Linked DNA regions of Homo sapiens: region 2 is linked to region 1. The links are chromatin loops, found by intact Hi-C in ENCODE. Cell type or tissue: B cell. All regions are shown on one strand. Each heading gives the region's core, and the rest is flanking DNA. Links, peaks and the distances in the headings are about the cores only. Region 1 has its middle 18 kb from the start of LYPD3. Region 2 has its middle 5.2 kb from the start of KCNN4.

Region 1 (5,380 bases), core at 270-5,269:
ATCCGCCTCGAACTCCCAAAGTGCTAGGATGACAAGCATAAGCCACCATGCTGGTAGTTGCATTCTTTTCAGTTTCTGATTAGCCTCTCCAAATGGGGCAATGAGATATGCATTTATCTCAGTGAGCAGAGCGGTGACTTTGAATAGAATGGGAGGCAGGTTCACCCTAAGCTGTTCCCAGCTTGACTTTTCCCTTTAGCTTTGGTGATTTTGGGGCCCCAATATTTATTTTCCTCTCACAGCTCAGAACTGTGCTTGGTGCCATGAGTGTTTGTCGCATAGCTGTTGGTAAATGCAGGATGGGCATTGCAGGCAGAAGGAACAGGAAGTGCAAAGGTTCTGAGAAGGGAATGGGTCTCTGTGGCTAAGGCTCATCCAGGAGACCTGCGTGGCTGCAGCGGAGCAGGCAGTGGTTAGTGCAAGAAGTTGCGGCCAGCACAGCGGTCAGGGCCAGACCCTGTGGGCATGCCAAGGGCACAGTGCTTCCGCTAAATGAGAAGAGAAGCCACTGGAGTGTTTCAAAAGTTAACCATTATTGGCCAGGCATGGTGACTCATGCCTGTAATCCCAATGCTTTGGAAGGCCAAGGTGGGAGAATTGCTTGAGCCCAGGAGTTCAAGACCAACCTGGGCAACAAAGTGAGACCCCATCTCTACAAGAAATTAGACAGGTGTGGTGGCACACACCTGTAATCCCAGCTACTCTCCAGGCTGAACTGGGAAGATGGCTTGAGCCTGGGAGGTCAAGACTGCAGTGAGCTATGATCACGCCACTGCACTCCAACCTGGGTGACAGAGTGAGGCCCTCTTTCAAGAAAGAAAAAAACTAATAATAATATTGTTCAATGAAATTTACCAGAGGCCACTAGTTTGGACCAAGCTTCTGTGCAAAGCCCAACAGACCAAACCAAAATGGAGTCACTCGTGCTAACTTCCACATCACCAAGCCAAAACTCAATTGTTTTACCTGACCTTCCAAAAAATCAGGAGAGTGAAAGATAACAGCCAAGTCCCCAAGCAGGCCAGTTTTAGCCTGCATGATAAGGAAACCCCTGTCCTTTAACCTTTACAAGGAAAGTAATTTTGAAATGGCCAATACACTTTTTCTTCTCTGTTTCTGCAGTCTCTGCCCTTTCTGTCTATAAAACCAACCTCTTTTGCTCGACTCATCAGAATACTCATTCTGTCTCTTATAATTCGATGTTGCCCAATTCTAAAATCACAAATAATAACCAGTTAAGATCTTTAAGCAGGCTGGGCACAGTGGCTCATGCCTGTAATCCCAGCACTTTGGGAGGCCAAGGCAGGTGGATCACTTGAGGTCAGTAGTTCGAGACCAGCCTGGCCAACATGTATCTTTTGTAAAGACATAAAAATTAGCCAGGCATGATGGTGCATACTTGTAATCCCAGCTATTTGGGAGGCTGAGGTGGGAGGGAATCTATAAGCAAATTTGTTGTGATTTTGTCTTTTGACAGTTCAAGGACTGAACACTTTCTCTTTTTTTTTTTTTTGAGACAGAGTCTTGCTCTGTCACCAGGCTGGAGTGCAGTGGGGCAATCTTGGCTTACTGCAACCTCCACCTCCCGGGTTCAAGCAATTATCTTGCCTCAGCCTCCCGAGGGGCTGGGATTACAGGCACCTGCCACCACGCCTGGCTAATTTTTGTATTTTTATTAGAGGTGGGGTTTCACCATGTTGGCCATGCTGGTCTCGAAATCCTGACCTCATGATCTGCCTGCCTCAGCCTCCCAAAGTGCTGGGATTACAGTCATGAGCCAACACGCCTGGCCGGACTAAGCACTTTCACCTTTATTCTTTTCTGTCTCCAAACTCATCCACAATCTCACCCAGCTTGGACTCACCCCTGGCAGTTCATCTCCACCCTGACCTTGCTTTAGCAATGATCTTTCATTTCATTCATCCCTTCTTTTGGGGCCTTTCCATGACTCTAGACTCTGAGGGTATACAATAGTGAGCAATGCAGACTCAGATCCTGCCCAGAACATTCCCTAACACACAGTAGGTGTTCATTAAAAGCTTTTAGAATGAATAAGAATAGTTGTTTTTTTAAGACCCTACTAACAAAATAAAAAGTTGACATCCTTAATGCTTGACCCTCCAATTTTGTCTTTGAAGCTTGATGGTTCACAATCTCCAAACTGGTTTACAGCACAAAGTCCCAATGCCAAGGTTCTTTCCCAAATGGGCCTGACCTAATTCCCCAGCCTCATCTCCCTGCTCTCTCCCAGGTTGCTGCACCCAGTTCCGGACACAAGGCATGTTCGCTCAGGCCTCTGCACGTGCTCCTTGTTATTTAAGATCCCGCTCCTGGTCTTATCCATCACGACCTCTGAGAAGATGTCCTGGAAACCCAGACAGAGCTTTGTCCCTGTGTCTGCTGCAGATTTAGGTGAATGTTGGTGCAAGTGCATTCGCCAAATAGCAGTAGTACTTTCCGAGAGTCCAGCCAGGGGCTGGATGCTGATGCTTAGCTGACATTGCTGCTCCAAGCCGCCAGAGGGCGCATGGAAAACACCAATCTGACTTGCAGGGTGAAAACCCTACAGGAGCTCCCAGTTTCTCGTATAATTAACAGTTAAGGTGCCACTGTTCTTGTTTTGTTTGTTTGTTTTGAGGCAGGGTCTTGCTCTGTCACCCAGGCTGGAGTGCGGTGGCGCAATCTCGGCTCTCTGCAGCCTCGTCATCCTGGGCTCAAGTGAACCTCCCACCTTTTGACACAGAAAAGTTGGCTTATCAGTGGTTCATTTTGTTAACCCATGTTCATGAGTTTCTTGTGATGTGCTAATTTACTGCTGATATTTAGGATAGTCCTGTTGATCCTAATAAATTCCTAATTGTTGTTCTTGTTTCATCGGTTCACCGTGAACCAGTGGATGTTGTCTCACTCTTATCCCTGATGCACACTGGCACTTTTATATGAAGTGCCCTTGATGACACTAGTGATGATGGTTGTCACTAGAGTGGTACTTGCATTCTGGATTATCTTACTGCACTTTAGCTTGCTAGGTGAGCACTCAAACTCCCTAGTAGCTGAGACCACAGGTGCGTACCACTCAGCTAATTTTTGTATTTTAGCAGAGATGGGGTCTCGCTATATTGCCCAAGCTGGGCAGACTCATGGGCTCAAGTGATCCTCCCATCTCAGCCTCGCATAGTGCTGGGATTACAGGCATGAGCCACCGCGCCCCACCAAGATGCCACTGTTTTTTGTTTGTTTTTCTGGGGCTTGGGGGGCTTTTTTGTTTTGTTTTTTTGTTGTGGGGGGAGTTCGAGACAGAGTATCACTCTGTTGCCCAGGCAGGAGTGCAGCGGCATGGTCTCGGCTCACTGCAACCTCCGCCTCCTGGGTTCAAGCGATTCTCCTGCCTCAGCCTCTTGAGTAGCTGGGATTAGTCAGGCCCGCCACCAGGCCTGACTAATTTTTTTTGTATTTTTAGTAGAGATGGGTTTTCACCATGTTGGCCAGGCTGGTCTCAAACTCCTGACTTCAAGAGATCTGCCTGCCTTGGCCTCCCAAAGTGCTGGGATTACAGGCGTGAGCCACCGCGCCTGGCCAATGCCACTGTTTTTGAGGTGGGAGGCTGGACTCACCTCCAGAGGTGGGACTTGGGTATGGGACCAAATTGAGGACTAGCTAAGCAGTTTCCCATAATACACGCCCACCAGTATGCCACGTCAGTTTACCGTTGCCATGGCAACACCTGGGAGTTACTGCCCCTTTCCATGCCAATAACCCCACAAGCCAAAAGTCATTACCCCTTCCCTAGAAATTTCTGCATAAACCGCGCCTTAATCTACATGTAATTAAAAGTAAGTATCGGGCTGAGCACACTGGCTCACGCCTGTAATCCCAGCATTTTGGGAGGCCAAAGCTGGCGGATCATCTGAGTGAAGAGTTTGAGACTAGCTTGGCCGACATTGTGAAACCCCATCTCTACTAACAATACAATAATTAGCCAGGCGTGGTGACGCCCGCCTGTAATCCCAGCTACTCAGGAGGCTGAAGTAGGAGAATTACTTGAACCCAGGAGGCGGAGGTTGCAGTGAGCCGAGATGGCGCCACTGACAGCACTCCAGCCTGGGTGATAGAGAGAGACTGTTGTCTAAAAAAAAAAAAAAAAAAAAAAAAAAAAAGGAGTCTATTTACAAGGGTGGAGGCAGTGGGTAGAAAGATACAGGCAGCCCAAGGCAACCGTACATCAAGAAGGGAGTTGGGGAAATAAATACCCACCCTCCAGTTTCTTGCCAGTGTCTCCCCATTGGGCAAACCGATGCAGAAAGCTAGAGGTTCAGAAAGCTCATTGTGGTTCATGCTGATCCCAAGGTATGGTCAGACTCCCAGGAGTATGGCGGGGAGAGGTGGAGAGTGGACCTGAAGAGGCAAACAAAAAATATCCAGCATAGTCCGGGCACAGCAGCTCACACCTGTAATTCCAGCACTTTGGGAAGCTGAGGTGTGAAGATCACTTGAGGCCAAGAGTTCGAGACCAGCCTGGACAACATAATGAGACTCATCTCTACAAAAAAAAAATTTTTTTTTAATTAGCCTGGCATGGTGGCATGCACCTGTAATTCCAGTTATTTCCAAGGCTGAGGAGGGAGGATGGCTTGAGCCTAGGAGTTTGAGGCTGCAGTGAGCTATGATTGTACCACTGCACTACAGCCTGGGCAACAGAGTGAGACCCTGTCTCAAAAAAAAAAGGGAAGAAAAGAAAAAAGAAAAACATCCAGCATAGTGTTCTATTTGTATTGTTATTGTATTTCTTATTGTGGCCTATGAGGCCCTTCAAGGTTTAGGCCTAACCTCTGCCTCCTCTTCCCACCCCACCCACTACATTCCTCTCTGAAACCCAGGGACTGACTGGGAAGGGATGGGAGACAACCTTCTGGAGTGATGGTGATGTTCTGATTCAAGATAAGGATTTTGGCGGCACGGGCCTGCACATTTGTCAGAATTCCTCTAACAATGTGCTTAAGTTTTGTGCATTTCAGCATATGTAAATTTTACCTGAAGAGGAGAAACTAAATAAATATGCTTTTCAACTTACTTTGAAATGCATTGAAAAGGCAAGAAGGAGTGATGGATAGATGGATGGAAAGGTGGGTAAATACTTGATAAAGCAAGTTGAGTAAGATGTTAATTAATTTAGAATCTAGGTGATGGGGCCAGGCACGGTGGCTCATGCCTGTAATCCCAGCACTTTGGGAGGCCAAGGCAGGCAGATGGCTTGAGTACAGGAGTTCGAGACCAGCCTGGGCAACAGGGCGAAATCCTATCTATCTCTACAAAAAAAAAATTAGCCAGGCGTGGTGGCACATGCCCCTAGTCCCAACTACTCAGGAGGCTGAGGTGGGAG
Region 2 (5,356 bases), core at 1-5,000, 340 kb after region 1:
TGTTGGCCAGGCTGGTCGTGAACTTCTGACCTCAGGTGATCCACCCGCCTCGGCCTCCCAAAGTTCTGGGATTACAGGCGTAAGCCACCGTGCCTGGCCAGGTTTGTCTTTATCTCTGTCTCTGTTCTTCTCTCCTGGTACCTTTGTCTCTCTCTGTCTCTCTTCACTCTGTCTCTCTGTCTCTGCCTCTCTTAGCCTCTCTGTGTCTCTCTCATCGCTCTGTCCCTTTCTCCATCTTCGTGTCCCTCTCTGCTCCTCTGTTTCCTTCTTTCCCCGTCACTGTCTCTCTGTCATGTCTCTCTCTGTGTTCATCATTGCCTGTGTCTCTGTCATCGTGTCTCACTCTGTCTCCATCTCTCCGTCTCTAGGGCCCTCTGTTTTTGTCTGTCTCTTGCTGAATCGGTGTTTCTCTCCGTCTCTGTTTCACTCTCTCCCTGCCTCCTGGTCTCCTCTTGGGTCTCTCTCTCTCTCTCCGGGCCTCTCTATGCTTGTCTCTGCCTCAGTTTCTCTCTGCTGTTCACTGGCACATCTACGGACAGCCTGGTTCCTTCCGGTTCTACCCCAGTCCCACTCAGGGGTTGAGGGCCAGTGATCCAGAGACTGTGGCCACCCAAGGGTCAGAAGCCACTAAATAGCGCTCCAGCTGCGGCCATGCCATGGCATCTGTGCCCCAGTTCAGGCACTTGTGAAAAACGGAGACAGAGACTGACACAGAGGGAGAGAGAGATAATCAGAGAGACCTCGAGGCATTCAGCCAGGGATGGTGGGGGCATGTATTAAAAAAAATCAAAGAGACCCACAGGTGCAGAGAAACCGGAAAACACAATCAAGACACGGAAGTTAGAGCACAGAGAAATTTTGTCTCCAAATAGGCCATGACTGAAAGAGAAAAACAGCAAAGGATGGGCATGGACATGCCTGGGTGGCAGTGATGGGGTTACAGTGGGAAGGGCACCTGCCTTCAAACTGCAGTCCTGGGATGCAGGGGTCAGTCCTAGGAAACTGCTTCACTCCTCAGCCAGCTGCCTCCAGCCCAGGGAGGGGCCAAGGGGGGAGGGCGAGGTGACTCAGGGCCTCAGGGCTTCTTGTGACTCACCCTTGGTCTCAATCCTAGAATGGGGAGTGGAGGGAGAGAGGGGTTTGTGTAAAAGAGAGGGAGAGGGAATAGTAGAGGACCTCAAAATGCCTAAGAGGAAGGGTCCAGGAGGAAGAAGCTGGGGGTCTGGACTCCTGGTTCTGAGGGAGGAGGGGGTCTGAGGGAGGAGGGGCTGGGGTCTGGACTCCTGGGTCTGAGGAAGGAGGGGATGGGGTCTGGACTGCTGGTCTGAGAGAGGAGGGGCAGGGGGTCTGGACTCCTGGTTCTGAGGGAGGAGGGGGGCTGGGGTCTAGACTGCTGGTCTGAGAGAGGAGGGGCTGGATCTGGACTCCTAGGTCTGAGGGAGGAGGGGCTGAGGCCTGGACTCCTGGGTCTGAAGGAGGAGGATCTGGGGTCTGGACTCCTGAGTCTGAGGGAGGAGGGCTGGGGCCTGGACTGCTGGTCTGAGGGAGGAGGTGCTGGGGTCTGGACCCCTGGGTCTGAGGGAGGAGGGGCTGGGTCTCATACACTGGAAGAACTGATTCCAGAGTCTCCAGGATTTTTCCTTGGCCTTGTCCCAGCTGCACCACCTCTGTCGCAGCCCCATCTCCGGGCCTGGAAAGAACCCAGGTGCCTCGGGGCCCAGCAGGAAGGGGCCAGGGACAAAGAGTTGTTTAACTGGGCAGGCTGGTGAAGGAGAGTGAAGAGGGTGTCTCAGGCGGAAAGGTCATTCATCGCCCAAGGCTTGTGCAGGGAAAGGCAGGGCTGAGCCCCGAGGAAGAGATCCTGAAAGTCAGAGGTCAGTGGCGGCAAATCCTCCACCGCCATCTCTGGGACCTTGGAGCCTGGAAGCTCCAGGGCTTATAAATACTGTCACCTAGTGTTCACTTAGGCAACTGCAGACACTCTCCCTGTCCAGCCTGGTTTCTTGCCAACATAGAGCAAAACACCTACTGAGTGCCAGGCACTGCTCAAGGAGTTGGCGATATGTAATGAACAAAAATGGACAAAATTCTTGCTCTTGTGGAGTTTCCAGGCTAAAGGAGGGAGACCTCGTGATTCCATCAATCTCAGTCTCTTCTTTGCTCTCAGTCTTCATTTTTCTCTCTGTATATCATTGTCCTTGTTTTTTCTTTCTTTCTCTTTTTCTTTCTTTCTTCTTTCTCTCTCTCTTTCTTTTTTCTTTTCTTTCTTTCTTTCTTCTCTCTCTCTCTTTTTAATTAAAAAACATTTTTTTGGTCATAAAATCAGTTCCCACTATGTTGCCAGGCTGGTCGCGAACTCCTGGTCTCAAGCCATCCTCCTGCCTCGTCCTCCTAAGGTGCTGGAATTACAAGTGTGAGCCACTGCGCCTTGTCTTGCTTCTCTGTTTCTATCTCCTGGTCTTAGTCTCCAAGTGCATGCTTTTCTCCTTTCTCCTTTTTTCTTCATTTCTGCTTTTATTTTCTTCTTTGTATCTCTGTGTTCCCCGCCAGTTAAAAATGTATGTATATTATGTTATTACACAGAGACATACACCCACACTCTATATATAGTATATGCAGATATGTAGTATAGTATATGGCATAGTATACAGATGTATAGTGTATACAGATGTATATGATATACAGATATCTATATCTCACAATATGGAAGTCTAGAGACCTCGGTTTAAGCCTCGATGTGACCACTGACTTTATTCATTCATTCATTCATTCATTCAAGACAGAGTCTCGCTCTGTCACCCAGGCTGGAGTGCAGTGGCACGATCTTGGCTCACTGCAACCTCCACCTCCTGGATGCAAGCGATTCTCCTGCCTCAGACTCCCAAGTAGCTGGTACTACAGGCATGCACCACCACACCAGGCTAATTTTGGTATTTTTAGTAGAGACGGGGTTTCACCATGCTAGCCAGGCTGATCTTGAACTTCTGACCTCAGATGATCCACCTGCCTCAGCCTCCCAAAGGGCTGAGATTAGAGGGATGAGACACCACCCCCGGCCTAACTTTATTTTTGTATGGAATATGTTATACGTACAGCCTGGTTTAGAGACAAACCTGAGTTCAAACCTAGTTGCCATCCATAGTTGTGTGCTCTGTGAAACTTGTAAAAGAGGGATTATGTTTCCTATGTGACAGGGCTGCTTGAGGCTTAGGTGAGAGAGAATGTCTGGAGCCCTAACAGCAGGCCTGGTCTATGTTAAAGTCTTGTGATACATTGTCTCCCAAGTTGCCTGCCAGTGACTCCTCCCTTCCCTGCACTGGCAGGTGGCTTCTCCCACGAAAAGGAACAGTATGTTCCTTCTCCTTCAGTCTATCTGGCTCATGACTTGCTTTGACTAATAGAATGTGGCAAATATGACACTGAACCAGTTCCAGGTCCAGATGTTAAGGAAACTAGAAGCTTCTGCTTTTGTACCCTTAGAACTAGAAGACCACCATGCTGTAAGGAAGCCCAAGCTAGTCACATGGAGAGGCCATGCAGGGAGAATGAAGCTATCTTGGCTAAAGCCCCAGTCCTGTCCTAACAGAATGCAACCATGTGAATGACTTCAGGAGAGACCAGCAGAAATGCCCAGTCAAGCCTCAATCATGAGATTGTTTATTTTAAGACACTAACTTTTGGAGCGGGTTGTTACACAATAAAAAGTAGATTATTATACCCTTATGTTCATATCTGCATGTTTGAAGTTTTCCATAATAAAAAATATATATATATGGGCCAGGCATGGTGGCTCACGCCTGTAATTCCAGCACTTTGGGAGGCTGAGGCAGGCAGATCACTTAAGGCCAGGAGTTCAAGTCCAGCCTGGCCAGCATGGCGAAACCTCATCTCTACTAAAAATACAAAAAAAATTAGCCAGGCGTGGTGGTGGGCACCTGTAATCCCAGCTACTCAGGAGGCTGAGGCATGAGAATCACTTGAACCTGGGAGGCAGAAGTTGCAATGAGCCAAGATCGTGCCATTGCACTCCAGCCTGGGTGACAGAGTGAGACTTCAACTAAAAAAAAAAAAGTATATGCATATGTATGTATATGTGAATAGATAATAAAATAATAAAATGTATAATGCAAATTGCACTCCATACACTGCAGCTAGCATCATTTTGCTCCTAATTTTTTTGCCTATGAGCCTTTCTTGGTCAGTCTCAGCTTGGGTCTCAATTTTCTTGTCTGTCTTTCTCTATTGCTTTCTTTCTGTGTGTCTATTCCTATCTTGGCGAAACTCCTCCCATCACTTTCCTTTGCATTTACTTTGCTTTATCACATTGGCCTTGTTGCTGATTCTCAAACATACCAAGCTTTTTTCTGCCTCTGGGTCTTAGCATTTTCTGTTCCCTCTTCCTGAATGCTTGCACCTCCACTCTCTTCATGGGGCATTCCCTCACTTCATTCAGTTCTCTGCTCAAATATATATATGAATTATTATATATATTATAATAGTATACAATATATAATATCATATAACATATAATAAAAATAATACATATATCAATAATATATAAATATATAATCATATAATATATAAATATATTATATATTATATTTATATATTATATATAATTTATATATAATATCTAATAAATAATTATAATTTATATAATATATATAAATTTATATTATCATAAACATTTGTTTATATTTATATTATTATAAATATTTATATTTATAATATTATAAATATTTATATTTATAATATTATAAATATTTATATTTATAATATTATAAATATTTATATTTATAATATTATAAATATTTCTTTATATTTCTATTATTATAAATACTTATTTATATTTCTATTATTATAAACATATAATTATATTCATATTATTTACATTATAAAATATATATTTATATTATAAATATATATCATTATATTTATATTTATATTTATGTTTATGTTATTTATATTTATAAATTTATATAAATTTATATTATTTATATATTCATATATATTTATATATAATTTTTGTTTCCTATTTTATTAAATTTTTTTGAGACAAGGTCTTGCTCTGTCACCCAGGCTGGAGTAGAGTGGCACAATCATAGCTCACTGCAGCCTCAACCTCCCAGGCTCAAGTGATTATCCTGCATCAGCCTCCTAAGTAGCTGGGACTACAGGTACAAGCCACCATGCCTAGCAAATTAAAAAAAAATTGCTAGAAAAGGAGTCTTCCTATGTTTCCCAGGCTGGTCTTGAACTCCTGGACTGAAATAATCCTCCTTCCTCAGCCTCCTGAAGTACTGAGATTACAGGCATGAGCCACAGTATCCAGCCACTCTGCTCAAATATAATCTCT

Evidence for each region. Peaks named below come from ENCODE experiments on the same cell type or tissue, not always from the same donor. Only the 100,000 strongest peaks of a DNase experiment are listed, where the experiment ranks them.
Region 2: it touches region 1 in a loop (3-fold over the local background); 10 of 110 quality-filtered maps call a loop at or near these places.

The regions. Positions count from the first base shown.
Region 1 is chr19:43,444,688-43,450,067 of GRCh38, forward strand. No RefSeq gene overlaps it. Among named protein-coding and RNA genes, the nearest start is that of LYPD3, 18 kb to the right of the region's middle. In B cell, for the core only: CTCF peaks have their summits at 2,520 (motif pointing right) and 2,720; a DNase peak (open chromatin) is centred at 2,534.
Region 2 is chr19:43,783,539-43,788,894 of GRCh38, forward strand. No RefSeq gene overlaps it. Among named protein-coding and RNA genes, the nearest start is that of KCNN4, 5.2 kb to the left of the region's middle. RefSeq lists enhancers at 879-1,173, 1,161-1,662, 1,663-2,162, a silencer at 879-1,173 and a cis regulatory region at 1,668-2,115. In B cell, for the core only: CTCF peaks have their summits at 1,965 (motif pointing left) and 2,164; DNase peaks (open chromatin) are centred at 923 and 1,953; H3K4me3 peaks cover 645 bases; H3K27ac peaks cover 1,868 bases.